2 separate regions of the Homo sapiens genome follow, and region 2 is linked to region 1. Evidence: chromatin loops called from intact Hi-C (ENCODE). Cell type or tissue: PC-3. All regions are shown on one strand. Links, peaks and the distances in the headings refer to the core of each region. The heading gives the core; the rest is flanking DNA. Region 1 holds the start of LOC107984418 (a long non-coding RNA gene). Region 2 holds the start of LOC124902808 (a long non-coding RNA gene).

Region 1 (15,936 bases), core at 3,449-11,448:
CACACACACACACACACACACCACACACACACACACACGCCTCTATCCTAATGACAGACACTAATTCTCAGAGGCAGTGAAGTTTAAACTAGTGGTCATTCCAGTTTTATAGCTCACAAGTCAGAAACATAAACAAACTAGTGGTCATAAAGGATAATGTCTCCAGGGGCCAGACAGGTGACAACAATCAGTGAAGGGAGCCTGTACTACTGGAAGCTCTGATGAGCCCAAGGATGCAGGCCCTACTGAATAGGACAATTTCTGCTCATGTTAGCTGACTGTTTTCAGGTTGGAATGAAGACTAGATTGCCTGGATTTTAAGACAATCCAGAAATCTGGAATTTAAGTGCAATTTCCCAATTAAAGAAGTTTGTGAGTAAAAATATCTGTGAGTCATAGCAGGACATTAAGCCACCAGTTTTTAAGCCCTTGTCTAACCCATAATAAGGAAGAGAAATATGTTCTCATTTGGTAATACCTCCTCTCTCATAATGAAATCTCTGTAATATTATGCAGGCCTGTACCGTGCCTTTCCTTCATCTCGCCAACTCTTTTCAAATGGTCCTCTTCATGCCTGCCTGGCAAAAGAAAGTGGCCTGTAGCTGAGCAGTATGGTTTGGCATGGTAGCACCTTTAGCCTTTACTTGTCACAATGACTCACGGGTTTTTGTTTTATTCAATTATCTTATGATACGTAGCCACCGTTGCTCTTGTTGATGCTCAGGTCTTTCAGATCTGGCCAGGGATGCCCCTTGAAGCTGGATCCGGTGTTCTCCACTGTTTTTGTTTGTTTGTTTTTAGCACCTCCATGTTTTCTGATACAAGATGTTCAGCCTTGCCTTGTAATTTTTCTGTCAAATACCTGGAATCAGCCACTTCTCTAAGAAGTTCAGGTTTTTAAAATTAGAGAATGGCATTTAGAACTCATGGTGTGGTGGCTGCGATCATTTGTACTATAATATCATTGCTTCTATGCTCTTTCAGGGAACAGATTTATAGCTATCATCTCTCTATCTATCTTTCTGGAGCAAGAGGGAGGTCTTACTAGTAATCTTTAATTTAATACAGCAATGTGGTGTTCTTCCTTTGTTCTCATTCCATATGTTTTCTCCCTTCTCTCTTAGTGAATGAGAATTATTATTCCCCCAAACAATATATTTGCTTTAACATTCCTTAGTCACAAATAGTGCTGGAATTACTACATCAATACCACGACCATCAACACATCTACAAAGCAAAGCACAAGATTATATTCCATTAAAATTATATTCCACTAAATTATTAAAGTTCAATTTGATATACAGTTAGGTCTTTTTTCTGTTGATGTTGACGTTTAAGATATCTTTCCATCCTTGCTGATTAACTTTATTTTCCATGTGCATTCTGTAGAGTTCCCCCTCTGAACTTCCTTGCACTCAACTTCCCTTCATCTCACTCCCTCCTCAACCCCTCTTTCTTTTTCTGCCAGACTGAGTCCTTTAAACTTCTGAGCTTCCTTCTACCTCTCCCTTTCTTTGTTCGCTGTCCTTATTGCATTTCCCCATAGGAGCCTAGTTCTGTTCTAGGGACTAGATCTGTATCATGGAGTGAGCCATGCCTCCAGCTCTCATTTCATGTGGAAGAGATGCAGGGCCACAGCCATCACAGCAGACTGGGGGGCACTCTGTAACAGGGAAGCACAGGACTGCTGGGAGAACAGAGGGGACACTTCTCACCCCATGGTTGGGGAGGGGGGGGCTTGCACTCCTTAGCTGGCTCTCACGCTATAGGAAGAAGAGATATTTCCTTGAGTTTTTCCTTTCATGAAGCACCATTAATAATACTGTCGCCATAGAGTCGCTGAGAGGATTAAATGAGATAGTACACGTTAATTGCTTAGCACAGTGCCTGGCACAGGAAAGGAGTGTTGCACAGGTTGGGTATTACTATGTTATTAGTTCTTCGAATAAGCTTTCTACCCCTTGCTCTTGCTCAGCTCCCACTGTTTTGGTTTTTTTTTTTTTTTTTTTTTTTTTGAGACAGGGTCTCACTCTGTCATGCATGCTGGAGTGCAGTGGCATGATCACGGCTCACTGCAACCTTCATCTCTCAGGCTCAAGCGGTCTTCTAGCCTCAGCCTCCTGAGTAGCTGGGACTACAGGTGCACATCATTGTGCCCAGCTAATATTTTTTTAATTTTTAGTAGAGACGAGGTCTCACTATGTTGTCCAGGCTGGTCTCGAACTCCTGGCCTCAAGCAGTCCTCCCACCTCTGCCTCCCAAAGTGCTGGGATTGCAGGCATGAGCCACATGCTCGGCCTCAGCTCCCTCTTGAACACCAACAATTCCTAGATTTGGTCTTTTGAATTACTTTTGTAGATCTTAGATTTGGTGTTTTGAGTTACTTTTGTAGATCTTGTTGGCGGTCTTCATTCCTTTCAGTTATTTTTTTCCTTTTTTTCCCTCTGGCTGTATTTTCAAATAGCCAGTCTTCAAGCTCACTGATACTTTCCTCTGTTTGGTTCCCTCTGCTGTTGAGAGTCTATCGAGTTCATCAGCAAATGAACTTCAGCGATTCAGCAAATGAACTTCTCAGTTTCAAGATTTGCTTGATTTTTAAAATTACTTTAATATTTTGTTAACTTTGATAAGTTTCTGAAATGCGCTTGTGTGCTATCTCGGAGATCACTGAGTTTCCTTAAAACTGCTATTTTGAATTCTTGGTCAGGGAGCTCACCAATCGCCATGTCGTTAGGCCCAGTCACTGGATTTTTGCTTTGTCCTTTTGCGTAGGTCATGGTCTCCTGCTTGCTGGTGTTTTTGTGGGTATACGCCTGTGTCTTTGCAATGAAGGATTATTTATTCCAGTTTTCTCTGTCTGGCTTGTTTGGGTTTCTGTGGGACATCCTTGCCTAGCGAAGCTTCGCGGCCAGGTCGCTTCCTCTTTTTTGGCTCTAGGTGGCGCCCTAAGCCCAGGTTCGCCTCGTCTCCAATAAAAGGTGGGAGCACGGCCTGTCCCAAACAGGGGAGGTTTCAAAAGGGTTATCCTGGCAGTGTGGGAAGGCTGGCTAGGGGTTTGCGCACAGGGCATCAGAGGAACGTACCTTCTACAGCATGGTGCTGCGGAACAGCCGCTCCAATGCGGCGTCTCCTTTGGCCGAGTTACAGGGCAGAGTTTCCGGGCTGGGGTTGGCCCTCGCCTCCCTTTGTCTCCGACTGTGCTCAGGGATGCCGCTCCCTTCAGTCACAGCCACACCTACTGCGGTAAGGCAAGGACCAGGTCTCCTGCCAGGGGACCCGCGAAGGTGGGGGAGTTGGCGCACCCCCTTAGTTTCAATCGTTCCAGTGTAGAAACCGTGCGTTGGGGAGAGATTCCGCAGGATCGGTGCCAGGCCGAATGTGGATGGGCGGAGGTGTCCTGAACACGGAGGTTCCCTTCCCTCACCATCTGCCCGAGGTTTTCCTCTTTTCTGTGGCCCTGGAACAGTCTCATCCTCAGACTGGAGCTCTGGGTTGCTGCTGGTGTGGATCTGGGCGCTGGGTATTTGTTTCTGGTTGTCGGAGGGAGGGGTATTGGAAGCAGCTTGCCTGACGCTGCCATTTCGGGACTGGAACTCTCCACGCTGCGAGTATTGCTGCACGGTGCGTCACGCCCTCCATGGAGCCACACATGCCGCGGTGCGGTTCCAGGAAGAGCTCCGACGGCATGATTTTGGGTCTTCCCTCAACTACTCAGAACGTATCCCACATCGGTGTCGATACGCACGTGTATTCAATTTTGCCGACGCCACAACCATTCTTGCTTCTGGTAACGCTCTTCAGTTTTTCTTTAGCAACCCTGCCCCCCGCTTCTGGGTCCGTGTGGTCTGGGTGTAGCTGATGATCCCCGTACCCCAGCTCAACGAATGGGCACGGAACCCAGGCACACGAATCCACACCAGGACCCACTACGTAATAATCTGCAGGACCCGGTGCAGATGAAAATGCAGGGCTCCTTGTTCGAAAAGTATGAAGAATGACAAAGCTTTGCCCAGAGGTTCATGCCTGTAATCCCAGCACCTTGGGAGGCTGAGGTGGGAGGATGGCTTGAGCCCAGGACTTTGAGGCTGCAGTGAGCCGAGATTGGGCCATTGCACTGAAGCCTGGGTGACAGAGAATGAGAAACTTTCTCTTTTTCTTTTCTTTCTGAGACAAAGTCTCACTTTGTCACCCAGGCTGGAGTGCAGTGGCATGATCTCAGCTCACTGCAACCTCCACCTCCCAGGTTCAAATGATTCTCCTGCCTCAGCCTCCTGAGTAGCTGGAATTACAGGTGGCTGCCAACATGTCCAGCTAATTTTTTTTTTATTTTTTTTTATTTTTAGTAGAGACAGGGTTTCATTGCGTTGGCCAGGCTAGTCTCGAACTCCTGACCTCAGGTGATCCACCCGCTTTGGCCTCCCAAAGTGCTGGGATTACAGGTGTCAGCCACCATGCCTAGCCCCTTTCTCTTAAAAAATAAAAGGAAGAAGAAGTGTTCCACTGAAAAAGTGACCAGAGCCAAGAGGCTCAGAAACTGTAACTGAACCCAAAAAACCCTCCAAGCCTCTGCATCGCAGTGGTGCCTGAGGCAGGTCCAGCGCTCACTTGAGATACAGAGCAAAGAAAAGTCAAGGAAGCAAGGGGATGGGTCAGCAGTGAGGGAGGGCTCACTGATGTGTTGCCTTTGCTTCACACCTGACTGTCCTGAGCCCACAGATGGGAAGTGAGTCCCCACAGGGAATGCAGCAACTTCATGGAAATGAGCCCGCAGATGGGAAATGAGTCCCTACAGGGAATGCAGCAAGTTCATGGAAATGTCTAAACTGAAACCCAGGTCCCCTAGCCGCAATCCAATCACAGGAAACTACATTGGTCTTTACTAGACAGGAGGCCAGAAATAAATTCCAGCCTGGCAAGATCTGGGGCAACTGCTATGGTTTGAATGTGTCCCTCAAAGTCTGTGTATTGGAAATGCAATCCCCAAGGCAACAGTGCTGGGAGGTGGGACCTTGGAGAGGTGATTAGGTCATGATGGCTCTGCCCTCACGAGTGGCTTAATGCTGTTATTGAAGGAGTGGGTTGTGGGTTAGTTTTTGCAAAAGTGGGTCCCTTGTAAAAGGATGAGTTCAGTCGCCTCACCCCTTTCTCTCTCTCTTACCTTTCTGCCTTCTGCCATGGGATGATGCGGCAAGAAGGTCCTTGCCCAGAGTTCAGGCGCCTTGACCATAGACTTCTCACCTTCCACAAAAAATAAATATCTGTTCATTATAAATTACCCAGTCTCAGGTATTCTGTTATTGCAGCATAAAACAAAGACAGTGACCTTTTAAAAACAGCTGTGATAACGATTGCTGTTCAGTTAGGAAGAGTGGACAGTGGCTGCTAATGTCAGGGTTCAGAAAACGATATCCCAAAGTATGGTGTCTTGGCATGCTGAGTGCTTTGAACTGAATGACACTGAAAGGGTTTCATAAACAAAGTCTTTTTCTGTCCTTTTTCCTTTTTCTTCTGCTAACCTTTCTCCTCCAAGTCAGGCCATAAAAACTAGAATTCCTTTTCCCCAAAGCCAGCCATAAAACCTAGAAACACGACTTTAACTTTCCCCTGCCTTTCTGTGTAAGAGCTGGCCATAAAGAAATTCTCTGACCTACCTTGTCTGATAGCAGATAATAAGACCCTTATTCCAGAAGGGACCTTGCCCCATACCAGGGAGGAAGGAACGGCACACAGAGAGGCCAAGAAGAATCTGAAGTCGGGCCTTGCTAGGTTTCCCCACTCCGCCTATTAGCATTAGATCATACCCTTTCTGTCCAATCATCCAATCACATTTCTACATGGCTGTGCATTCTTCATGGGGTCTAAGGCTAAAAACAGACAGTTTTCTCTTGAGTTTTTAGGTCTTTATTCTGAAAGCTCCTGTGTCACATAAAACTTTAAGTCAATTTGTTATGCTTTTCTCTTGTTGTCTTTTGTTATAGGAGTGTCATTCGTGAGTCTTATGATGGGTGAAGAAAGGTATCATACCTTTCCACCCCTACACTGAGAAGGACACTTATAGCATCACCTGCAGGTTAATATTGTCATGTCTATTTTACAGATTTGCAAGCTGAGCTCAGAGAGAGCTGCACCATTTGCCCAGGGTCACAGCTTGCAAACAGTGGAGCCCTGATTTGACTCTAGAGTCTGGGGCCTAACTGCTCCCCTAGTTGCCTGGGAAGGGAAGTTAGAGCACCTGGATTCTTATTCTGGCAGCATCATTAGCTCAGGGTCCATTCTGAGACAGTTTCCCTTCCTAAGTGTCACTATACCTTCTGGGCCTCACCTGCAAGGCCAAGGCAGAATGCCAGTGGGGTCATGGATGTGAATGCATAGTCAGCAGTGGCTGGTAGGGATGCAGGCTGGTATAGGAGCAAGACTCCATGCTTTCTGGCAGGGCCTGGGTTCAAATCCTTACTCTGTCTCTGATTAGCAAGACCTTGCCCAAGTCCCTTGACCAATCATGAGACAGAGGATGACACCAACCTCACGCGATTGTTATGCAGATCACATGCTCCACGAAGGCAGGCTGCTTGGCTTAAGAAGATGCCTGACACACATCAATTCCTTTTCCTATCTCCTTTATAGAGAATGTAGCTTCATTCTCCAAGCATGAGGTAGAGGGAAAAATAGTATGCTCGACCTTCTGAGGGTCCTTTTGATTTTATTTTGAGACAGAGTCTTGCTCTGTCGCCTAGGCTGGAGTGTAGTGGCTCAGTCTTGGCTCACTGCAACCTCTGCCTCCTGGGTTCAAGTGATTCTTCTGCCTCAGTCTCCTGAATAGCTGGGATTATAGGCGTGCGCCACCACACCTGGCTAATTTTTATATTTTTAGTAGAGATGGGGTTTGGCCGTGATGGCCGTGCCGGTCTCAAACTCCTGACCTCAGGTGATCCACTGGCCTCGGCCTCCTAAAGTGCTGGGATTACAGGTGTGAGCCACCACACCAGGGCCCAATCCTTTTAAAAATACTCTAACTAAATCTGAGAGAGAGCTGAATTTACTGCTTTGCAGGTCCACCCGTAAAGTCAGGGCCTGCCTGAGGATGGCATTGCTTGGGCTTTGCTGCCCTCTTGTGGCCACTGTGAGGTCGAAGGAGCTGCCCCTAATTGCGGCCCTGGAATATAGGAGTTGGGGGAGGACTGTATTCCTGATTCCCCACCCCGGGACATTCTGATCCAGCAGCAATAGGGGAGGTTCTGTGTCACTGGTGATAAGCCACATTAAGGAACCATTGAACTAGTCCAATCCCTCATTAGAGAGGAAGACTATGTCCCTGAGGGTGGATAGGACTTCTCTGAGAGTAGCAGCTAGGGTAGGCTAAGTAACTCAGGTCTCCAGACCTCAACACCCTTTCCACTATCTCCCCTGCACAAGGCAATCCTGCCAGGTGAACAAAGCTTCCGAGACATCTGGACCCACCTGTCACCCAGGGCGAGGATTCGTCCGCTGCTTCGGTCAGGTCGTTCTCCAGCCTTTGTGTGAACTCCAGTGGTGACAGGGCGCTCAGTATCCCGTTAAAGCAGCCTATTCCTGTGGCCCTTAGGACGTTTTCCTTTGTATGGGGTCTTGATGTGCCTGTCTGCATCCTCCCCTGTTGGGCCTAATTCTGGCCTTAGAGGCTCTGCAGCTCCATCCTCTGACTCCTGCAGAGACTGCAGAGGCAAGCAATCACAGCTAGGAGAATGAAGAAGATGGAGTCAGTGTTTCATGGCATCTGGCACACGTGATGCATCACCTTCCTCAATCCTGCAAGACAGGGGAGTGGCATTAACTTGTCCAAGCTCACACATCAGTTAGTGTCAAGGTGGACAAAGCGTCCTCGATTTATGCATTCAGGAACCGACATACTGCTGAGAATTCAAGCAGTGAGTTAGTGATGGGGTGAAGGCCAAAGCCGGTGCTCAAGGGCAGCATTCTCAGCTGCACTGCAGCTTTCACTGATGGCCAGGTGGGCAGCCTGGGGTCGTGTTTACTTTCTAAAAACCTTCTGGTGCACAAAACAAAGACATATAGCTCAAAGATCTACAACAAAGCAAACACTTGTGTCACCACCACCTGTCTTGGTCTGTTAAGGATGCTATAACAGAAATACCATAAACTGGGTGGCTTTTAAACAACAGAAAATTTTTTCTTCCAGATCTGGAAGCTGGGAAGCCCACAATCAAGTCACCAGCAGACTTGGCATCTGGTGAAGGATTACTCTCTGGTTCATAGGTGGCTTCTGTGCTCTGTGTCCTCACACAGTGGAAGGTACTAGCTAGCTCTGTGGCTTCTTTTTTAAGGGCACTAATCTCATTCATGACAGTGGATTCCCATGACCTAATCACCCCGTAAGGGCCCATTTCCTCATATTAACACATTGGGATTTAGGTTTCATTTTATGAATTTTGGAGGGATACAAACACTCAGACCGTAGCACCACCCAAGTCAAGAAGGAGGACACGTGCCAGCACCCAAAAGCAACTTTCCACCCCTCCCAACAGCTGCCCCTCCCTTCTCGCTTTCCTTTATATATCTATGATCTAAGCCTGCACTCACTCCTGAAGGCTATTGTGAACTTTATAGACGTGGAATCATACATTTGGCATGAGTTTGTGTCTGGCGGTTTTCACTCAACATTTACTCAACATTCATCCACATACATTTTCACTGTAGGGTGACAGTGACGGATCACAATTTCATTTGTCCTATCAGCGGACGTGTGGGTTGTTTCCAGTTTTTGTAATTATGAATAGTGCTGCTATGAACATTTGTGTCTATGTTTCTTGGCCCATATATGTATGCTTTTCTGTTGGATAAATGATTGTGCTAGTTTCCTAGGGCTACCATAACTAAGTGCCACCCCCAAGGTGACTTCACACAATGGAAGCGTATTCTCTCGAGGTTCTGGATGACGGAGGTCTGAAGTCAGGGTGTCAGCAGGACTATGTTCCCTCTGAGACTGTGGGCACTTGCTTCTACTTGACTCCTTTCTGTGCCTCCATTTTCTCATGGCATTCGTCTCTTGGATCTTCACATTGTCTTCTTATGAGGAAACTCGTCAGATTAGATGAAAGGCCTACCTTACTCTAGTGAGACCCCATCTTAATTAATTACACCTGCAACCACTCTGTTCCTAAATAAGGCCACATTCTGTGCTGGGGTTTAGGACTTCAACCTGTCTTTTTGGGGGACACAGCTCACTTAACCCATAACAATAAGAGGAATTGCTGAGTTGTCTTAGCAGATCCTGAGAAAGGAGTTGAGTGCAGATCATTTGTGCTGTGGTGCCAGGAAGCATGGCTGAGGCTGGGGCCAGGACTAGCCTCTCCTGAGGCAAGTGAGGTGAGTCGGTGCAAAATTTAAAGGGGACTCCCAGGGCTGCGCCCTCGGTGCTGACTCATCATCATTCCAGCTCTGAGGGAGGGAGTAGGAAAATGTGACAAGGAAGGGAGAAATTCCAGCTGAGTTTCCTTCATTATGACTGTGGGCGACGTGGCGTTCAGTCCCACTGGAGATCCTCTAATGCACCTTGTGGAGGGTGCCTCCCATGCCTCCCACTTGTCCCACAGAAGGATGAGAAAGCTGGGCATAGGCTGCCCCTGGGCCACTAAGTCCCTAGTCCTTGTGGGCCGCTCTGCCCCAGGACTGGACAACCTTCTGCAGCACTGGAGAAAGGTCCCAGGTAGAGAAGCAGAGAGACACAGGTGCTTGAGATGGACCACTGTGAGCATGCCAGGGGTTGTCCACTGGAAGTTCGGGTGAAGTCAGGCTGAAGGGGTACAAATTAAGGAATTTCTTTTTTTTTGAGACAGAGTCTCGCTCTGTCACCCAGGCTGGAGTATGATGATGCAGTCTCAGCTCACTGCAACCTCCACCTCCAGGGTTCAAGCGATTCTCCTGCCTCGGCCTCCCAAGTAGCTGGGATTACAGGAGCCTGCCACCACGCTTGGCTAATTTTTGTATTTTTAGTAGAGACAGTGTTTCACCATGTTGGCCAGGCTGGTCTTGAACTGCTGACCTCATGATCTGCCCACCTCGGCCCCCCAAAGTGCTGGGATTACAGGCGTGAGCCACTGGGCCTGGCCCAAATTAAGGAATTATTGATGTCTGCTACAACCCATCTGTTATACCCCAGACACATGTATTCCAGCTATTGGGCATTCAACAGTAAATTACAACAGGCACAGTGGCTAACACCTGTAACCTCAGCACTTTGGGAGGCTGAGGCTGGAGGATCACTTGAGGCCAGGAGTTTGACATCAGCCAGGGCAACATAGTGAGACCCCATCTCTACTCAAATATTTTTAAAAAATTAGCTGGGGCCAGGCATGGTGGCTCACACCTGTAATCCCAGCAATTTGGGAGGCCGAGGCAGGCAGATCACTTGAGGACGGTAGTTCCAGACCAACCTGGCCAACTTGGCAAACCCCATCTCTACTAAAAATGCAAAAAATTAGCTGGGCATGGTGCCATGCACCTGTAATCCCAGCTACTTGGGAGGCTGAGCCAAAAGAATCGCTTGAACCTGGGAGGCGGAGGTTGCAGTGAGCCAAGATCGTACCACCACACTCCAGCCTGGGTGACAGAGAGAGACTCCATCTCAAAAAAAAAAAAAAAAAAAAATTAGCTGGGTTTAGTGGTGTGTGTCTGTGGTCCCAGCCACTCAGGAGGCTGGGGCAGGAGGATCGATTGAGGCCAGGAGGTGGAGGCTGCAATAAGCTATAATCACGCCACTGCACTCAAGCCTGGGTGACAGAGTAAGACCCAGTCTCCAAAACAAAAACCAACAAACAACAAATAATGGCTGACCGTTGAAAATTTATACTGTTTCCTAGATGACAGTGCTCTAACACAAAATGTCTTTCCTGAGCTGGTGCCTTAGTTACACTAACCTTGAAGAGGGCAGTCCAACCTTCGGCTTTAGAGTAAAAACCAGTGGATCCCATTGTCATGTGTTCTTTGTCACATTTTCTTTGCTTCTGAGACATTATTCATGATTCCATATAGCAAAGCAAGTGTGTGTTGGGTTTATTTCAGGGGTGTCTATCCTGTTCTTTTTAACTATTTGTCAATTCTTATACCAATAGCATAAGGTCTTAATGACCTTTATAATAAGTCTTGATTTTTGGTAGAAAAAACTCTCTCTTCTTGTTCTTGTTCATTGGCTATGCTTCACCTGTTGCATTTCCATTAAGTTTCCATGCATTTCCATGTAAGTTTTAGAATCATTTTGTCAATTCTATAAAAACTCTGTTGGGCTTTTAAATGAGATTGCATCAAATCTCATTTTGCAGGGATTGACGTGTTCACAACATGTATTCTAACTCAAAAGCATAATATTTTCCTACTTTTATTTGGGGTTTAATTTCTCTCAACTATGTTTAATAGGTTTCTTTATAGAAGTCTTGCACACCTTATATTGCATTTATTCTGCAGTGTTTGACATTTGTGCTCTTAAATTGTTTTTTTTTTTTTTTTTCTGAGATGGAGTCTTGCTCTGTCCCCAGGCTGGAGTGCAGAGGTGCGATCTCGGCTCACTGCAAGCTCCGCCTCCCGGGTTCACGCCATTCTCCTGCCTCAGCCTCCCCAGTAGCTGGGACTACAGGCACCCGCCACCACACCTGGCTAATTTTTTCTATTTTTTAGTAGAGATGGGGTTTCACCATGTTAGCCAGGATGGTCTCCATCTCCGGACCTCGTGATCCGCCCGCCTCGGCCTCCCAAAGTACTAGGGTTACAGGCGTGGGCCACCGTGCCCAGCCTAAATTGGTATTCTTAAAAATTTAAAACTTCTGGCAACATATAGATGTTCAACTGATTTTTATGTACTGACTTTGAAAACTTAGTTACCTTATTATTTCTAATAACTTACCGGTAAATTCTGTTGCATAATCTAAATACAAAGTGTTACCTGTGAATAAAGACTGTTGAATTTCTTCCTTTTCCAATCCTCATAATTTATTTTTCTTGTTTCTCTGTATTGACTAGGATCTCTACCACAATATTCAGTGGTGGTAAGAGACATCTTTATCTGTTTCTTAATCTGCAAGGAAAAACATTTAACATTTTACCATTAAATATGATTTATATTGTTCTTGCTTTTAAATATTTTCTTCCTTGCAAATTTTATTTCAGACATGTTGACTACAGCTCTGTGGGAAACCCTGAGGCACAGTACTCAACAAGACATACCTGAACCCCTGATCCACAGAAACTGTTAGAAAATGTTCTGCTGTAAGCTGCCAAATTTGGGGTTAATTTGTTACACAGCAATAAAGAGCTAATGCAGAAGGGATGTGTAATCCTCCATCGAAGTCCTATCTAAGTTGATTGTAGCTTAGCGTAGCAGAAAAGGCATGGGTTTTGAATCAGATATACCAAGAATTCCATTTCTACTATGTATTAATTTAACATTACTCAGCCTCAGTTTTCTTAACTATAAAATGGAGATAATCACACCTGCCTCTTAGAGGTGCTGTAATTATATGTGATAGAGTGAAATTTTCTATACGTCTGGTACCCAGTGAGTACGTAAATGCAGTTATGCAGTTCCTGTCCTTCCCTTCTTCTTTTTTTTTTTTTTTTTTTTTTTTTTGACAGAGTCTTGCTCTGTTGCCCAGGCTGGAGTGCAGTGACGTGATTCTTGGCTCACTGCAACCTCCGCCTCCTTGGTTCAAGTGATTCTCGTGCCTCGGCCTCCTGAGTAGCTGGGACTACAGGCACGTGCCACCACGCCCAGCTAATTTTTTGTATTTTTAGTAGAGAGGGGCTTTCACCATGTTGCCAGGATGGTCTTGAACTCCTGGGCTCAGGTAATCCACCTGCCTTGGCCTCCCAAAGTGTTGGGATTACAGGCGTGAGCCACCGCACCTGGCTCTTCCCTGCTCTTTAAAAAGCCATCTGTCCACCATCCCCTTTATGTATGCTGATCATATTTCCTAGGTAACCTCAGAATATATCATGGAGCAATGGGATAGAATGTTTGACATAGAATCTTGGAATTCAGGACATCTAGTCGTCAGACTTGTACTACCCCTTCTTTATTATTTTTTTGACAGGGATTAAAACTGCCTATGCTAAATATCTGGATTCTTTACCTCCTCCCTGGTTGGGCCACTGTTGTATGTTAAGAGTTAGACACTTCATGTCGTGAGCAGTTGAGCCAGCCATGTGGGATCAATTTCACTGTGAACCCACAGGACTCCAAACCATGCCTTTTTTGTTGTTGCTATTCAAAGTGAATGCTGAGATGTAAGGTCATCTCCCACTGCCTGTGTCTGCTATGGATGTGAGCTGCAATGTGACAGGAGGCCCCCAAGATTAGAAGGCAGCCTGGCAAGGCAGGACGGTCAGAAGATGGGGCTGAAACTCCAACTCACTTCTTGGCTATAGGTTCCTTGGCACGTCATTTTCTCTGTTTTTTTTTTTTTTTTTCCACTTGTAAAATGGGAGTAAGAATACCTCTCTGGCATCATTTTGCATTATACTGAGTATTTGGGAAAGCATTTGGAAATTAGTAGGTACTCAATACATTAAAAAAAAATCCTTTTCATGCCAAGGGATCGACTTAGGGGGCTGGCTGGACACTGATGTTGCTTGCCACTCAATGTGTGGTCCAGGCACTAGAGCACTGGTATTGCCTAGGAGTTTGTTAGAAATTGAGGATCCACTAGATCCCTGGTGATTCATAAAGTCTGAGAGGATCTGAAATTCTACAGTTCTAACAAGCTCCACAGGAGTGGCAAGAAGACCTGAGAAACTGAGAAGATGTGGGATATTGATGGCATACTAGCCAAGATGGGTTTGCAAAGGTTTGGGGTTTTCCCTGCATTTGCTGCATCCAGATAAGACTGACTTGCTCTTAGCATGAAATAAAACTCCTATGAGGACTTGCTCTAGCACAGACAAGCCAAACCACTAATCTGAATAAATAAGCATCAATTTTATTGAATCATGAATAATTTAAGACTGGTACAATCATCAGCTTTATTCTCTATGACATGGGGCATGATGTCCAGCAGATCATTGGCAAATCCAAAAACCTCATGACAAATGAAAATTAAATAGGTAGGAAGAGAGAGAGAGGAGGGGAGGAGGAAGGGGAGGGAGGATGGAAACATACCGTACACAAAATACTCAATTCCTAGTTTTCTCTTTAAAAATGGCTAGAAAAAATTCATCAAAATGCAGCACTTTAATCAATTATTTACAATTTCTATGTTACAATGAAAAAATGTACATCTTATAGAACATATTTCATAAAACTGCTCCACTGGAAACAACTAGATCAAAACAGCAAACCTTCCATTTAATATCCACAAAGTTGGATTATTTTTCCTTTTTGAAGTAGATTCGCCACAATCAAATTTGAATACAGAGAATTTTGAAGTTTAAGCATCAAACAACAAAGTAAAAGTCCCCAAGATACAACAAAGATCTAGGCAAGTCTTGTTCCTGTCCCACTCCCACCCCACCCCTAATGAAACTTAAAAGGTATTCCCATTTCAATTATGGCCTGTATCATTCTTGGCAGTTTGGGAAGAGAACTTTTGGCTTCCATTGGTAACTCAACATAAATGTTGCATAGAATTTATATATTTCAAAATTGGCCTAACTGTAGAAAAGGCAAAATGGAAGCATTTCCGATAGAGCCCTAAATGAGTACAAAGTCACTTTGTAAAAGGTGAGTGACACTAAAGTAAAAATATGACCAAAATAAGAAATGTGCATATTAGACAACCCTGCTTCCCGAAACTTTAGGAAGGACACGGAGTTGTGAGTCACACAAGGGCTATGCTACTTGAAGTCAATGTTCACCAATCAGGCAGCACTAGGTACAGAAGTCTTGGTTCTGAACCTGGACCCAGGAGGGAAGTCTGTGGGAAAGGGGAGAAGAGAATGACAAGAGAGGATGTCATATTAAAAAAAGGTTTCAAACAATATTGGCAGGTGTCTACTCACAAGGTGATTGGAAAACTGCCCACGAGGAGAAGTCAACTTTACCTCCTCCCAAATTCACAGTACGCGAGTGTAGTAGGGTCATTGCTGGGAGATAAATTGTCTGAGGAGGGCCACCCTTCAGGTTTACCAGAAATCTTAGGGTTTGGCCCCCCTGGTCACAGGCTAAATATATGGTTTAAAAGTTTTATTAAAAAGAAAAACAGAACAAGACACACTCACACCCAGATGACTAATGAAGGCTAAGCAGAATAGTCTGAGTTTGCTGAGACTAAAGCAGGGATAGTGTTGAAAAGTTTTCCTTTCACTAGTGGGACACATTCCCCTTTTCTTTTCAAAGAGGAAGAACATGGTGTCATCCAATGTGAAGTGAGCAGTTTCGGGTCAAACTCTTATGGTAAGAAACTAAAAAAAGATGCCAAGAGACAAACCTTCAGAAATAGAAGAAATGCAAAAGATGGAATAAAAACCCTGATCATTAAAACAGAGACACCTTCACTGGTGTCCAATAAGGATTCTCTTTACAAAACAGAAACAAACAACTCAAAAATTTACCATACTTTGTAATGAAAATACCAGTATGTTGAAGACACAGCAGACTGGGTTTCTATTAGAACAAGTATCAGCAAGGTCATGTAGACTTGTAGAAACTTTTGCCTTCTCCTGCACCAGACAGATCATTGTCCAGTTGGGTTGTCAGCTGGAGACCGAAAAGAACCTAAAAAATGGATCTTTTTTTTTTTCTTTTTCCCATGGTCACGCATCCACACAAATGAGTCTTTTGGATGAGAAAAGTCACAGCAACTTGAGTTCTCCTAATGAACAGATGACTTTTTAGCCCTGTTTGTTTCAATGGGGAAAACAATGACAAAAAAAACAAACCCCAGGCAGGCACGACACTTATGTAAAATGAACACAGTTAGTACAAAACCAGTAAGGCATCACTTTGGGAAGGTC
Region 2 (15,936 bases), core at 3,039-11,038, 310 kb before region 1:
TTTGTCTCCTTACTAAAATATCAGCTCCAAGATCAAGGACTTTGTCATATTGTTTGAAGCTATATTCCTGAAGGCTGAAAATGTGTCTGGTACATAGTAGGAACTCAATATGTAACTTTAAAATGAATAAATAAAAGTTATTAATACTATGTGTAATATTATATTTGTTAAAATGAAACTGCTTTTTATTTTTGTGGTAGAAATTAAAATGTTATTTTAAAATGATATTTTGTTTTCTAAAATTAAAACTGACAAATAATGGTGGTGATAATCGTTAAAATTCATTGTGATGCCTCTATAAAAATTATTTCATTTAATTCTTCCCCAAAGCACCATTTATTGTTATTCCAATTTAATTTATTTATGTTAAGTAAGTTGCGATCTAAAATAATAGTTCGGTCACATAAATGGGGAGTGAATGAGACAGAATTCGAACCTTGATCTCACTATACAAGTTCTGAATCACCCTTTTATGTTGCCTCTTAAATTGATTTGTCTAATTGAAAATAAGATTTAGTATGTGTATTATACTACATTTGTTAAGGATTCAAGCATTGCAAAAATGAAAAATTTTCCATAGACCATATTAAACAAGATTAGAATTTACAACAGGTGTGCAATCATTTCAGAGTAATATCTCAGTTGGCAACTGGCCCTTAGCCACTATTCATTGTGAAAATATTAGTTTGGAAAAATCAATGCAAATACTAGCATATATATAGAACTAATAAGACATTCATGAGATAAAATATCCAGTTAAAAATATTAGCAGATGAAAAGATTCACATACGTATTGCTAATGGTCATTGTCCTTTCTCTCAACTTTCCACTTTGCTAAACTTCATTTTACGATAGGCTCCCTATGTGATACAACAGCCTTTAAATTCCTGGGAATTGTCCTTGGTTCTGAACCAAGTCATTTATTACTGATATCAGAAGGCTCTGGTCCAAATGCCCCGCTCATCTGCAGTGTAATTCAGACTGTAATTTCACAGGCTGCTGCCTCACCTGTAGGGGTGCCATCTGGAAGGAGAATTACGCCTGATATTTTCTCCCATGATGCTCATGGGCATTCTTCTTCCAACAGTGACATCTACTTTTAAAAAATTAAATACTGCATTTATACTTTAATGATTACTATAAAGGAACATATGGAATTAAATCAGGGACTAGAATATTAACTTCATTCATTGAAGTGGGAATCTTGTCTTTAAAATGGCTGTTCATATCTTCTTGGATTAGATACATTAGTGATAAATGAAACTTTTGATACCTTCAGTATAAGGTGCCTTTCTAACTTTTTTTAGTTCAAATAACTGAATTACTGATACATCTCTAGGCAAAATTTAACTATTAAAAAAAAGGTAAGACAAGGTAGAGTTACAAATATAATGGAAGAGTTAATCTGAAGGATGATGACAAAGACTCAATAATCTGAAATACTTAAAGATTACCTGCAACAAATACACAAGCCTATATAATATAATCATAATTTCTATGTAGTATATCTCTGAATCATAATAAGTAGTTGATAACATTTTTACCAGTATTACTCTCAAATTCTGTAACATTCACTGTAGACAGAATTTTTTGATGTGATTGGAGCTGGCAGTCAGTTGTTAATTGGAAACAAGACATTTCAAGTAAAAACATACAGATTCGTTTGCCAGCATTCTTTGAGGATATATCCACTGACTGGAATCCTCATCATCTTCCCTATCTAAAACAAATTCATAGGTTTTAGGTAATTTCCAGTTTTGGTTACTTTAAATAGAAGAAAAAAAAAATCTATGAGCACTTGCCAAGTAGAGAATCCTCCTTGAATTCTACGATTTCCACCCTCCTACTCGGGCTCTTCAAACTAGGAGGAGACAACTCAGGAAGGAGAAAACACTAAAAAAAATTGTGGAATGGAGTAAAACACTTTGTTTACAAACAATTTACAACTGTTTGTGAGTAAAACAATTTTACTTGCTCCATTCCATAGCATTTTTTAGTGTTTTCTTCTTCCTGAGTGTTTCCAAAGCAGTCACTTTTGTTTGCATAGAAAAAAACCAACTATATCCTTTATATAATCTTGTCAATAGTTTGTGTTCATATTTAACTGATTTTACATAAATAAGCAGGCAAACAAACACAATAAGATCTTGGTAAACAACGCAACTGACAGAAGCAGAACAGTGGCAGCAAGCTGAAGGTGGCTTTACGTGTTTAGAGAGAGCCACAGGAACCTAGCAAAGTGTTACGTAAAAAGAATGCAGAACATCACAAATTTGGTGAATTAGTTAAATGCAGGTTGATTATGATGTCTTCTATGACATATTCATGTAACAAAGTATACTGTCATAATGTCACCTCTCCAAGAAAATCCTTTATGCCCCATACCAGGTCAAGTACCTTTATAATATGACCCAAATTAGAGGCTAACTTATTATCAACGCATAGAAACAATCATTCTAAAGCAGGGTTTCTCGATATTGACACTAATGACATTTTGGGCCAGATAAATTTGTAGGGGCTTTCCTGTCCATTGAAGGATGTTTAGCAGCATTCCTGGGCTCTACTCACCGGCACCATTGTCCCCACCCAACCCACAGTCCCAAATTCTAACAATCTAAAATGTTTCCAGAGATTGCCCACAGCTCAAATAATCCCAGGAGTGTGAAACTGTCCCCTCTTCCACCCCATTGAAAACCACTGTTCTAGAGGTATCCAAAATGCAAATAAATAAGCATTCTTTCCTAATCTACTGTGTTCTCTGCTTAAAAAAAAAGCACCAAACTTAAGGTCTTACAGAATGCAATGCAATCTCTATTTATTTCACTGTTATAATAGCCTTAGATATTAAACACTTTTACTGCAAAGTTTTTTCAATGATTCCCCAGTCTATCACTTGACCCTTCCATCTTAAAATGTGCTAATGCTAACCACCTAATTTATCATAAATGTGATAATGAAATTACATGAGAGTTTTCAAAGTAATTATATAAAATCCTTTTGGGTAAGATACTTTCCTTACAGCTCCACAGTGACTGATAAAGATTATATTACACTGTTAGGCACTTGGCAAAATACAGGCGGCTGATGATATCACTCAACAGGGATACCTTTACCCTTTGCACTTATTTGCCATAGAATGGGTAGGAAAATGTTGTGTTGGCATCTGTATATATACACATAGACATCTTTGTACAATGTTTAATGTATTTGGCCAAGATAAATTTCTTAAAGTAGAATTCTTGGATTAAAGGATAGGCACATTCAAAATTTTGATATGTATCATCAAACTGCCCACAGAAAGACTATGACAATTTGTATTCCCACAACTGTATGAGTGGAGTAAAGACCTAAATGTAAAAGGGAAAGGTATAGAGCTTATGGAGAATATTTTCATGTTCCTGTGGGAAAAAAGTCTGACCATAAAGACCAATACATTTGACTATGTTAAAACCCAGAACCTCTGCTCATAAAAACAATGAAGTCACAGAGTCTGAAAAGATATTGGCCAGCCACACACATATACACGTTTGTATATTTTCCATCACCAATGAAGAATACTAATTGTTAAAAAAAAAAAAGAGTATGCAACCCAAAAGAAAAATGGGCAAAATAATTATATACAATTACTTCATAAGACAAAAAATATATTACTTCATTAGTAATTCAAACACAATGGGAAACTACTACATGACTACGAGATTAGCAGTCACACAATACCCAGGGTTGAGAAGTCTATGGAGGTATGAAATAAAATTTTACTGCAGTACTTTGGAAAAGTACAGTACTTTGGAATTAACATGTAAGAGCAGCACACCCTGTGCTCTAGCAACTCTACTCCTAATTGTATACCCAGACATGAGTGCTGAAGTGTAAGAGCACACACGTACAAGCACACTACAGCACTATTATTTGCGTAATAAACTGGAAATGATCCAGTGCCCACCAACAGTAAAATTTAAAAAACCTTTTCCTATGATGTGTTTTCTTGTGGTACATTCATACAACGACATCTATAGAAAATAAATTATCCTTATAGGCAATATAAATGAATGTTATGAACATGACTGAGTGAAGAAAGCAAAAACACATTTTAAAAAGAAAAAGGTATGTTTTGCTCCATTCATATAAATTTCAAAAACAGGTAAATATAAACTACACTGTTTAGGGATGTAAGTATAAGTGGTAACAGCAAAAAGAAAGGCAAGGAAATGATTATCATAAAGGTCAGGAGAGTGGTTACCTCTGGGGTACGGAGTTCTAACTGAGAAATGATATTTGGATGTCTTCTTTCTATATTTTCACCTGGCTGATGATCACACAGGTGTTCATTATATAACTATTCGTTATTACTGTACCTGTAAGTTTATGCAATTTTCTGTGTATGGTACATTTCACAACTAAAAAGGTTATACAAAGATTTATATAACTAGCATATATAATATACAATAACGTGGGTGAAAGCAAAAAGAACACATTCATATCTGCTTATAAATGGTTATAGCATGTGTGGAACAGTACACAATTAGACAAAATGATTGCCTCTGTGTATGGAATATAATAGTAGGGGTATAGGAAGGGAAGGAGACTAACTCTTCAATATAAACTCTTTCATATCTTGCAAATTTTACATCATTGTTATACACTATTTGCACATAAAATTTTAAAAAAGAAAACAAAAAGGCAAATAATCACAAGCTAAAAAGACAATAGTTTTTCATACTACATTTTGCAAAGAAAAAGTGAAACTGATTTTTTTTAAAAAATTAAGATTATAGGAAGAGATTGTAAGAGAGGTTTAGAAAAGGAAAAGTCAAGAAAGTGCTATATAGAAGAAATCCACTTTTAACCTATGTTTTTATATTTAAAGAAAAAGGGTGGGAAAACCCATAACATTTAAACATTAACCATAAGAAAATTACAATTATTAAAAACATTATCAGGGACAAAGAACAATACTTCATAATGATAAAGAAGCCAAACTATCAATGACACATAATAACCTAATGTGTATGCACCTAATAACCATATAAAAATACCTGAAGCAAAACCTGACAGAACTGAAAAGAGAAAGAGACAACCCTGAACTATAGGTAGAAATTTCATTCTTCTTCTTTCAGTAATTAACAGAATTAATAGACAAAATAAATAAGGATTTAAAAGACCTGAACAACTTGACTCAAATGGTAATTACGTAACACTCCAACAATAACAGAGTAGGTACTTCATTCTAAATCAATGTGGAACATTCAATGAGAGAGACCACATGCTGGGCCATAAAGCAAGTCTGAACAAATTTAAAGGAATGATAGCATATAGAGCATGTTCTCTTATCACAACCAAATTAAATTAGAAATTAATAACAGAAAGACATTTTTAAAATTTCTTAACACTTAGAAATTAAACATGCTTCTAAATAATCCATGGACCAAAGCAGAAATCACAAGGGTGTATTTTGAATTGAATAAATTTGTGGGATGCAGCTATAACAGTCATTAGAGGGAAACTTATTGACGAAAAAAGCAAGGTACAGAACAATATGTAGAATATGCATACCTTACACTGAACATGAGGTTCACTGCTTTATCCCGCCTAGAAGAGTGCCAGGTACATAGTAGCCACACTATTTGTTAAATGAATGAGTATGCCAAGAAATATACATACATGTTTATAATAGAGTGTAATATTTTAAGACAGATATACTAGAAACTGGTAACATTTTTTTGGGGACCAGGGGTGGGTCCTGAGTAATAGGGTTAAAGACAAAAAAGGATAAAATTTATAATATCTGTATATCACATAGTCAAAAAATGACAATAGAATTTTACATGTATTAATCACAAATATCTGTCAGAGAAGCTCCTAATTTACCTATTATTTAACTTGATCACCAACTTCCACGCAAGAAGAAGAATCATGGTAATAACGGCTACTTATTAGGTCCCTATTATATGCGTGCTACTGTTCTGCAAGACTACTTTCTTCCACTTCTCTCACCTTCCAACATACAGTTCCCAACTTTTTAGTATTGTGGACTTCTGGAGAACATAACTTAGCACAAGAAATAATTTCCTCTGCATATTCTAAAGTTTAAAAAACTTGTATTAGCTTTTTCTCCCACTGGATGGCACTCTCACTTAATCAACAAAAGACTGACAGTCAAATTGGCCCTATTCCTCAGACTGCAGAAAACCGCCCAATAAGCAAGTCTATCAAAGGAAAAAGTGAATCTCTAAAAATCTTTCCCAAGGCACGTGTGGGTCTTATTCCAGACCCACAAAAACAGTTTCTAAAACAATATTCCCAATCCCCCATGGTGGGTGAAAAAAATTCATTAATGGTAACTGGATATTCCACTCTCAACGAATATCTATTACAATTATTAAAAACATTATCAGGGACAAAGAACAATACTTCATAATTGTGCATAACATTAGGTTATTATGTGTCATTGATAGTTTGGCTTCTTGTAATTCTCCATGTAGTCAACGAACATGGAGGAAATAGGAGACAAAGCCCAAAGTTCAACCAAAGTGAGAACTCTAAGAAGAAACTGCCCTAAATAACAGAGCTGGGACAAACAAATATATCTACAGAGCAAATGTGAATTTACAGTCTCATCTGCTGTCACCCATTTCCCCAATTCAGTTTAGAACCTTGGTGTTGAGCAGTCAAACACATACTTCCTCCCTAACTCCACCCCGTCTCCAATATGCATAAGACAGGCCCCAAACATACAACCCTGATTTACAATGCCTGGGTGGCAGGAAAAACCTAAAGTCAATAATTTAAAAATGACCCTTCAACACACTCTTTGGTAAGACTGAGGAAAAATGGGTATTCTCATTCCATTGTTGGTAAGAAAGTCAAATGGTACACAGCATTGAGGAGAATTTGGCAACAACTAGTAACGTTGCCCTCTCCTTCCCTTTCTCCATCCCTCCAGAACTGGCCTCAAGCAATCTTCCTGCCTTGGCCTCCCAAAGTGCTGGGATTACAGGTATAAGCCATCATGCCCAGCCCTCATTAACCCTTTGATATATCAATCTCACCTCTAGCAATATAAAATGACATTACACATATACAAGAATATTCAATACAATATTATTTGTAATAGCAAAAGAATGGGTAAAATTCAAATGAGCATTAATTACGTAGAATGTAATTGTCTATACAATTTATTCTACACAAGAATAAAAACCTTATATTTGAAATATACATGAATATTAGTCCAGGTCATGGGGGTGTGCAGAATTAATCAAATACCTGTCTAGGAAAGTTGGTGTGCATGTGTGCACAGCCATAAAAAGGAATGAGAAATATCTCTATAGAATAATGAAGTGATTTCTGAGAAAGAATTTTAATTGAATAAAAGCAAAGTATAGAACAATATCTAGAATATGCTAACTTTTGCATAAGGGTGAATATATACATATCTAATATTTTCAAAATAACCCCAAAAATAAAAAGAAAATGGTCATCTATCCACAAAGGAAGATAACAGAAGAAGAAACAGAATGTCCTGTTATCTTAAAATGTACATAAAAATTACTAAAAAATTAGTAATTTTTTGCATAACTAAAACACAAAATTAAACTAAACAAGGGAAAAAGAAGCAATCCTCCCCAAAATTGAAAAAAAGAAAACACTGAAATCTGGTTGTATGTCAAGTTGGTAACAGAATAGGTGAAAATAGTGACTACAAGTGACTTTAAAAAAAAAAACAATATTTTGACTGTACATTTCTTATGAGATACATTCTATAAGAAAATATAAACAAAATTTAAGCTGCATTTAGAAGTCTTATTGTATAGTAGTAAAGTTGGTATTTAAGTTCTGAAACTAGCCGGGCACAGTGGCCCACGCCTGTAATCCCAGCCCTTTGGGAGGCTGAGGCAGGCAGATCACCTGAGGTCAGGAGTTCAAGACCAGCCCCGCCAACATGGCGAAACCCCGTCTCTACTAAAAATACAAAAATTAGCCGGGCGTGGTGGCAGGCACTTGTAATCTCAGCTACTAGGGAGGCTGAGGCAGGAGAATCACTGGAACCTGGGGGGCAGAGGTTACAGTGAGACGAGATCACGCCATTTCACTCTAGCCTGAGTAAAAAAAGCAAAACTCCATCTCAAAAAAAAAAAAAAAAAAAAACCTGAAACTATTGTAGGTAGGTTATATGATAAAGCAATTATCATCTTAGGAACCAAGGTTTTCTGCACAGACGTAAAGAGACGCAAGTATAAAATCAAAGACTTCAAGTAAAAATTCCATAATCTTACACGGAAAATATGAGTGTAGATTTGTGACTTTTTATATTTAAAAAGTTAATTACAGGCTGGGCGCGGTGGCTCAAGCCTGTAATCCCAGCACTTTGGGAGGCCGAGGCTGGTGGATCACGAGGTCAGGAGATCGAGACCATCCTGGCTAACATGGTGAAACCCCGTCTCTACTAAAAATACAAAAAAAATTAGCTGGGCATGGTGGCGGGTGCCTATAGTCCCAGCTACTCAGGAAGCTGAGGCAGGAGAATGGCGTGAACCCGGGAGGCGGAGCTTGCAGTGAGCCGAGATTGCGCCACTGCACTCCAGCCTGGGCGAAAGAGCGAGACTCCATCTCAAAATATATAAATAAATAAATAAATAAATAAATAAATAAATAAATAAATAAATAAATAAAAAGTTAGTAACATCTGGTCTGTAGGAACATAGATGATGATCTCTACATATCATTTTCCAATGAAAGACCAGGATTCTTTGATTCCAAGTTTAGGCAGTATAAAACGACCATAAAATATCTTCTAGTACCAGAAAGTAAAATCTGAATCATAAACATACTTATTTGATATTTTCTGTGTATTATTACAATATATCAACCTGTAATTCAGATGTTATATTGAGGACTACTAGGGTTTGTTAAAGGAACACAAGAGACAAGAAAAAAAAAGGGAGAGGTGAAACTACAGATTAAGAAATTTTAGACTTGATACCAAAGGCATGATCTATAAAAATAATTGATAAATTAGACTTTATCAATATTAAAAACTTTTGCTCTATGAAAGACTCTGTTAAAAGGACGAAAGGACCTGCCACAGAGTGGGAGAAAATATTTGCAAACCACATATCCAATAAAGGATTAGTAAAAAGAACTGCCAAACACAACAGTAACCAGTGCTTGGGACACAGTAAGTACTCAGTGGATGCTTCAATATAATTTCAAATTTTTTCTTTGTAAAATTCAAGAAAAATTAATATTACTATTTTAATATATAGTAGAATACTAACCATTTTGATAAAAGCATATCAATTTATTCATCATCATTGTACATAAAAGACATCCAGAACAACTGTTTTTGCTTTTCATGCTCTTAAATGTGTCTTTTTATGACAGAATTTCTTAATTTTGATGTAGTCCAGTCCAATTTATTTTCTCTTTTTTTTTTTTTTTTTTTTTGTATTTTTAGTAGAGATGGGGTTTCACCGTGTTAGCCAGGATGGTCTCAATCTCCTGACCTCGTGATTCGCCCGCCTTGGCCTCCCAAAGTGCTGGGATTACAGGCGTGAGCCACCACACCCGGCCTCTTTTTAAGAGTCAGCATCTCGCTCTGTTGCCCAGGCTGGAGGGCAGTGGTGCAATCATAGCTCATGCAGTCTTGAACTTCTGGGCTTAAGCCATCCTCCTGCCTCAGCCAATCAAACTGCTGGGATTACAAGAGTGAGCCACTATCTTTTCTCTTAACATTAGTATTTTGGGGGTTTTGACTAAGAAATTTTCTCTATCCAGTCATAAATATATCCCCTTTTATTATCTTCTAAAGCTCTTTTTCCATTTAGAACTTTACTCCACTTGGAACTGATTTCTTCATTTTCTATGAAGTAGAAATCTTACTTCTTTTTATTTTCCCCAGTAAGGACATTCAGTTGTTTCAGCATCATCCTTTCCTCACTACTCTGTAGTACCACCTTTACCACAAATCAAGTGACCTTATGAGTATGGGTTACACAGGTCTGTTTGTCAGTCTTTGCACAAGTAAAACACTGTTTTAATTGCTGTAGTATACTTTATAGCTTGATATCTAGTACACAAAGTCCTCCCACCTTATTCTCATAAGAGTATACAGGCTGCTTTTGGGCTTCTTTTTCATTTACCTAAAAAGCTGCTTTTTCAAACTCCACATAAACATGGTTGAGATTTTTGCTGGATTACATTAAATCTACAGATTAATATGAAGAGAATTGACATCTTTACAATGTCTTCCAAACTTCAAACATGGTAATATTATCTCCACTTACTTACAGTATTTCATCAGTTCTAAAATGGACACCTCCCCCAATACTACAATGTCTGAAACTGCAATGTACATTAAAATTGGTGGCTTTGGAGAGTGATATCAGCAAGGGCTGACTAGAAGCCACTAGCACTTGCCCCTTTCACAAAGACAGCAAGAACAATGAAATATACAACTATGTTAATGAAAATAACCCAGGGAGAGCTCTGGAGACATCAGTGGAGTAACAGAAACGCTGGTGAGCACAAAAACTCAGGATGGCCACATTGAGAATGAAAGGGAACACCAGTCTCCTACCACCCCAAATCCCAGCCAGGATCAAGTGGGAATCAGGAGAACTTCTCCCTATGGCAAGGAGGTAAGCAAGAGGATCCCAGCAACCTCCATCAACACATTGGACATCTACAGACCTCACCACTGGGGTCACCTGCAGTCCTGACAAGCAATATGCCAGCTGAAGGAGCTGCCTGGGGTCCAAATAGCTGTGCTCTCCCAAGGGAAAATGACACTCTGTCCTGCCCCCAGTGCCTGTGTGGCTACTGCCATCTTGGAATTGAAACTATGGCTGAAGTGTACCTTGCTTCAGGGGTGAGTAGCCATGGCTCCCCTTCATCTCTAAGGCTAAGCTGCTGAACCACCCCAGTCTGGTGGTCCAACTTCCCCAGGCAGAGTTGTGAGCAGCTGTTACACCCTTACACGTAGGGTCAAAGCAGAGGTGGAGGCACTCCACCTACCCCTCTCCCACCCCCTCAAGCTGGAGCTGCAGCAGTATGCTGCCTCCTGGGAAAAGAGTACTGGGGCCACTCAGAGCAGTAACACCCCTCTGCCATCAGGGTTGAAGCAGTGCCCTGCATCCCAGGAAATGGTGCCTTGGCTGCCCAGAGAAACCACGACCCCATTTGGTAAGCTGAAGTAGCACCCAGTATCATGAGAAATGGAACCTGGGCTGCCCAGAACAGTAATGCCCCACAGGTCTATGGTGAAGTGGATTATCACCCTCTGGGAAATCAGTGACCTGGCTAAGCTAAGCATCTGTGCATCCCAGGGCTGAGCTGATGCAGTATGCTGCATCCCAGGGAAACAAGAGCAGTGGCTGAGCTGAGACACCCCACCCTACACAATGACTCTAGTACCCTGCTTGCCTGAAGCTAGACTAACCCCCACGAGTCCGAGTTGCAGAGACACCCCTTTCCTTGGGAAGTAGAGTCATCACTGTGCCTTTAGGCCACCTGCCACCCTTAGGGCCCAAATGACAGCTGAGCTCCACCATTCTAGGGTACTTGCTGCTGCTGCACCCAGCCTCACAGAGTCTGGGATACAGCCAACACCCACCATCCCAGTGTCTAAAGTCACTACTGTACAGTGTACCCTGCTCCCCCAGCCCAAACCTCCAGAACATCCCTGCTTCCCCAGGGTCAGGCCAGTGCTGTGGCTTGAGTAAAACCACAGTTACAACTGAGCCCTCTGGTTCCGAGCTGCTGGAGGGTGCCTCCATTGTCACAGATCCTAGTTCTTGTGGGAAACTTACATCCAACCCTGCCACAGAGGGTGAATCTGCACCCAAAGACCCAGGTAACACAAAAGGTTCATGGGATTCTGATGCAGTACTGTGGCCCCACTGCTGCTCCAAGCACCACTGCTGCTGCTTGTAGACCATGTCAGACCTAACAGCAGGGTCAGCTAAGTCTTCCTATTGTAGGAAAAATGAAAACATGAGGATCTCCCAAACTGCTGCAACTGAGTACCTTAAAAACTATGCTGCTGCCGGCCGGGCGCAGTGGCTCACGCCTGTAATCCCAGCACTTTGGGAGGCCGAGGCGGGCGGATCACGAGGTCAGGAGATTGAGACCATCCTGGCTAACATGGTGAAACCCTGTCTCTACTAAAAATGCAAAAAATTAGCCGGGCATGGTGGCGAGTGCTTGTAGTCCCAGCTACTCGGGAGGCTGAGGCAGGAGAATGGCATGAACCAGGGAGGCGGAGCTTGCATTGAGCCGAGATCGCACCACTGCACTCCAGCCTGGGCAACAGAGCGAGACTCCGTCTCAAAAATAACAACAAAAAAAACTATGCTGCTGCCACCACTGCCACAAACTTCTACAGCCTATACCACTGAGTCACTCATATTATTGCTGATGTTGAACACAGGTCAAGAAGCTGCAAAGAGACTATACCACTGCACCTATCTGGAAACATACTCACCACACCATTCCCAACTGGAACACTAATCTTTCCCTTTGCAACACTAGGAAGTCTAGAAAAGGCAACTGCTCCACCAGATGTCTACATCAAAAAAGTTGAATGATTTCAAATACAAAACCTAATGATGCATCTCAAACAACTAGAAAAGCAAAGTAGAAGGAAAGAAATAACAAAGGTCAGAGCAGAAATGAACAAAATTGAGACTTAAAAAATACAAAAGATCAATAAGAAAACCTGGTTTTTAAAAAAGATAAGCAAAATTGACACACCATTAGCTAGACTAACCAAGAAAAAAAAAGAGAAAACACCAAAATAAATAAAATCAGAAACAAAGAGACATTAAAATAGATACCATAGAATTATAAATGTTTATTAGAGACTATGATGAACAACTATATGCTAACAAATTGGAAAACCTAGAGGAAATGGATACATTCCTGGACACATACAACCTACCAAGATTGAACCAGGAATAGAAAATCTGAACAGAACACAAGTAACTAGATTGAATCTGTAATAAAAAGTCTATCAAAGAAAAATTCAGGACCCGATGCTTTCACTGCTAAATTGTACCAAACCCTTAAAGAACTAACACCGATTACTCTCAAACTCTTCCAGAAAATCAAGAGGGGGGATTTCTTCCAAACTCATTCTATGAGGTTAGCATTATATAGATAACAAAATCAGTTAAAGACACTATTAAAAAAAAAAACAAACTGCAGGCCAATATCCCAGATGAACACAGATGTAAAAGTCCTTAACAAAATACAAGCAAACTAAATCTTGTGGCACATCAGAAGATCACTTGCCATGATCAAGTGGGATTCATCCCAGATATGCAAGGATGACAAAATGTACACAAGTCAATAAACATGATACTTCAACAAAATGAAGGACAAAAGCCATATGATCATCTCAAAAGACACAGAGAAGCATCTGATAAAATTCAACATCCCTTCATGATAAATACTCTCAACAAGTTAGGCATAGAAGGAACGTACCTAACACAATACAGGCCATCAATGACAAACCCACAACCAACAACATACTGAATGGGGACAAGTTCAAACCATTTCCTCTTAGATATGGAATAAGATGAGGATGTCCACTTTCACCACTTTTATTCAACATAATACTAGCCAGAGCAATCAGGCAAGAGAAAGAAATAAAGGACATCCAAATTGGAAAGAAGGGAGACAAATTGTTCCTGTTTGAAGACGACATGATCTTATACAGAAAATCTAAAAACCTCTTAGAGCTGACAAACACATTCAATAAAGCTGAATGATACAAAATCAATATTCAAAAATCAGTAGCATTTCTATACCCAGGGGAAGTAATAAAGAAATCAAGAAAGCAATCCCATTTATATAACTACAGTAAAATAAAATACTTAGGAATAACTTTAAACAAAGAGTTGAAAGATCTCTACAATGAAAACTACAAAATACTGATGAAAGAAATTGAAGGGAACACACCAAAAATGGAAAGTGATCCCATGCTTATGAATTGGAAGAATTAATACTGTTGAAATAACCATACTGGCCAAAGTGATTTACAGATTCAGTGTAACAAAATACCAATGACATTCTTCGTAGAAATAAACAACCCTAAAACTTGCATGAAACCACAAAAGATCCTGAATAGCCAAAGTGATCCTGAGCAAAAACGGCAAAGCTGGAGGCATCACAATTCCTGATGTCAACAACCTATAGTAACCAAAACAGCATGATATTGGCATAAAAGCAGACACATAGACCAAAATAACTGAATAGAGAACCCAGAAATAAATCCATGCATTTACAGCCAACCGATTTTTGGCAAAGGTACCAAAAACATTTATTGGAGAAGGGACAGTCTCTTCAATTGTTGAGAAGAATGGATATCCATATGCAAACAAACAAACAAACAAAAATCAAACTAGATCCCTATCTCCTACCATATACAAAAATCAACTAAAAATGGTCTGAGCGCGGTAATCCTAGTACTTTGGGAGGCTGACGTGGGTGGCTGGCTTAAGCCCAGGAGTTCAAGACCATCCTGGGCAATATGGCAAAACCCCATCTCTACTGAAAACACAAAAATTAGCTGGGTATAGTGGCGCACACCTGTAGTCCCAGCTCCTCAGGATACTGGGGTGGAAGGATTGCTTGAGCCCAGGAGGCAGAGGTTGCGGTGAGCTGAGATGGTGCCACTGCACTCCAGCCTGGGCGACAGAAAATAAATGAATTAAAAAAATATCAACTAAAAATGGATTAAATATTTAAATGTAAGGCTTTAGATTATTAAACTAATAGAAGAAAACATAGGGGAAACGCTTCAGGACATTAGTCTGGGCAAAGATTTTGTGGAGATGATCTCAAAAGCACAAACAACAAAAGCAAAAACAGACAAATGGGATTATACCAAATTAAATAGCTTTTACAAAAAAATCCCATGCAGATGAGTAGAAGGATCAATATCATTGAAATGGTCACACTGCCCAAAGCAATGTATAGATTCAATGTTATTCCTATCAAACTACCAATGACATTCTTCACAGAACTAGGAAAAACTATTTTAAAATTCATATGGAACCAAAAAACAGTCCAAATAACCAAGGCAATCCTAAGCAAATAGAACAAAACTGGAGGTTTCACATTTCCCAACTTCAAACTATACCACAGGGCTACAGTAATAAAAACAGCACAGTACTGGTACAAAAACAGACACATAGACCAATGGAACAGAACAGCGGACCCAGAAATAAAGCCACACACCCACAACCTTCAATCGGATTGAAGATCACAATCTAATCTTCAACAAAGCTGACAAAAACAAGCAATGAGGAAAGGACTCCCTATTCACTAAATGGTGCTGGGATAACTGCCTAGCTATATGCAGAAGACTGAAATTAGACCCCTTCCTTTCAACTCAAGATGGGCTAAAGACTTAAATGTAAAACCCAAAACTATAAAAACCCCGAAAGACAACCTAGGCAATACCATCCTGGACATAGGAACAGGCAAAGATTTCATGACAAAGATGCCAAAAGCAATTGCAACAAAAGCAAAAACTGACAAATAGGGTTTAATTAAACTAAAGAGCTTCTGCACAGCAAAAGAAACCATCAACAGAGTAAACAGACAACCCTTAGAATGCAAGAAAATATTTGCAAACTATGCATCTGACAAAGGTCTAATAACCAGCATCTATAAGGAATTTAAACAAATTTATACAAAAAGCAAACAACCCCATTAAAAGGTGGGCAAAGGACATGAAGAGACACTTTTCTAAAGAGGACATGCATGTGGCCAACAAGCATATGAAGAAAAGCTCAATATCACTGATCATTAGAGAAATGAACATCAAAATCACAATGAGATACCATCTCACACCAGTCAGAATGGCTATTATTAAAAAGTGAAAAAATAACGGTGCTGGCAAGATTGAGGCGAAAAGGCAACACTTAAACA

The links. Hi-C counts contacts between places; a loop is a spot of excess contacts. Peaks named below come from ENCODE experiments on the same cell type or tissue, not always from the same donor. Only the 100,000 strongest peaks of a DNase experiment are listed, where the experiment ranks them.
Region 2: it touches region 1 in a loop (21-fold over the local background); 15 of 110 quality-filtered maps call a loop at or near these places.

What each region holds. Positions count from the first base shown.
Region 1 is chr11:20,119,608-20,135,543 of GRCh38, reverse strand. It overlaps LOC107984418 (a long non-coding RNA gene), which reads left to right and starts at 3,155. Exons shown (of 3, transcript XR_001748477.2): 1 at 3,155-3,243; 2 at 8,177-8,289. It overlaps LOC124902643 (a long non-coding RNA gene), which reads right to left and starts at 12,604. Exons shown (of 3, transcript XR_007062615.1): 1 at 11,933-12,604; 2 at 7,459-7,713; 3 at 3,243-5,238. It overlaps NAV2 (neuron navigator 2), which reads right to left. Exons shown (of 38, transcript NM_145117.5): 38 at 13,943-15,936. In PC-3, for the core only: a CTCF peak has its summit at 7,124 (motif pointing left); DNase peaks (open chromatin) are centred at 7,103, 8,623 and 9,413; H3K4me3 peaks cover 169 bases; H3K27ac peaks cover 1,850 bases.
Region 2 is chr11:20,433,998-20,449,933 of GRCh38, reverse strand. The region is part of intron 10 of PRMT3 (protein arginine methyltransferase 3); the gene reads right to left. LOC124902808 (a long non-coding RNA gene) reads right to left here and starts at 8,364. Exons shown (of 2, transcript XR_007062965.1): 1 at 2,169-8,364; 2 at 1-1,093. In PC-3, for the core only: a CTCF peak has its summit at 6,101 (motif pointing right); no DNase peak of the experiment used is centred there.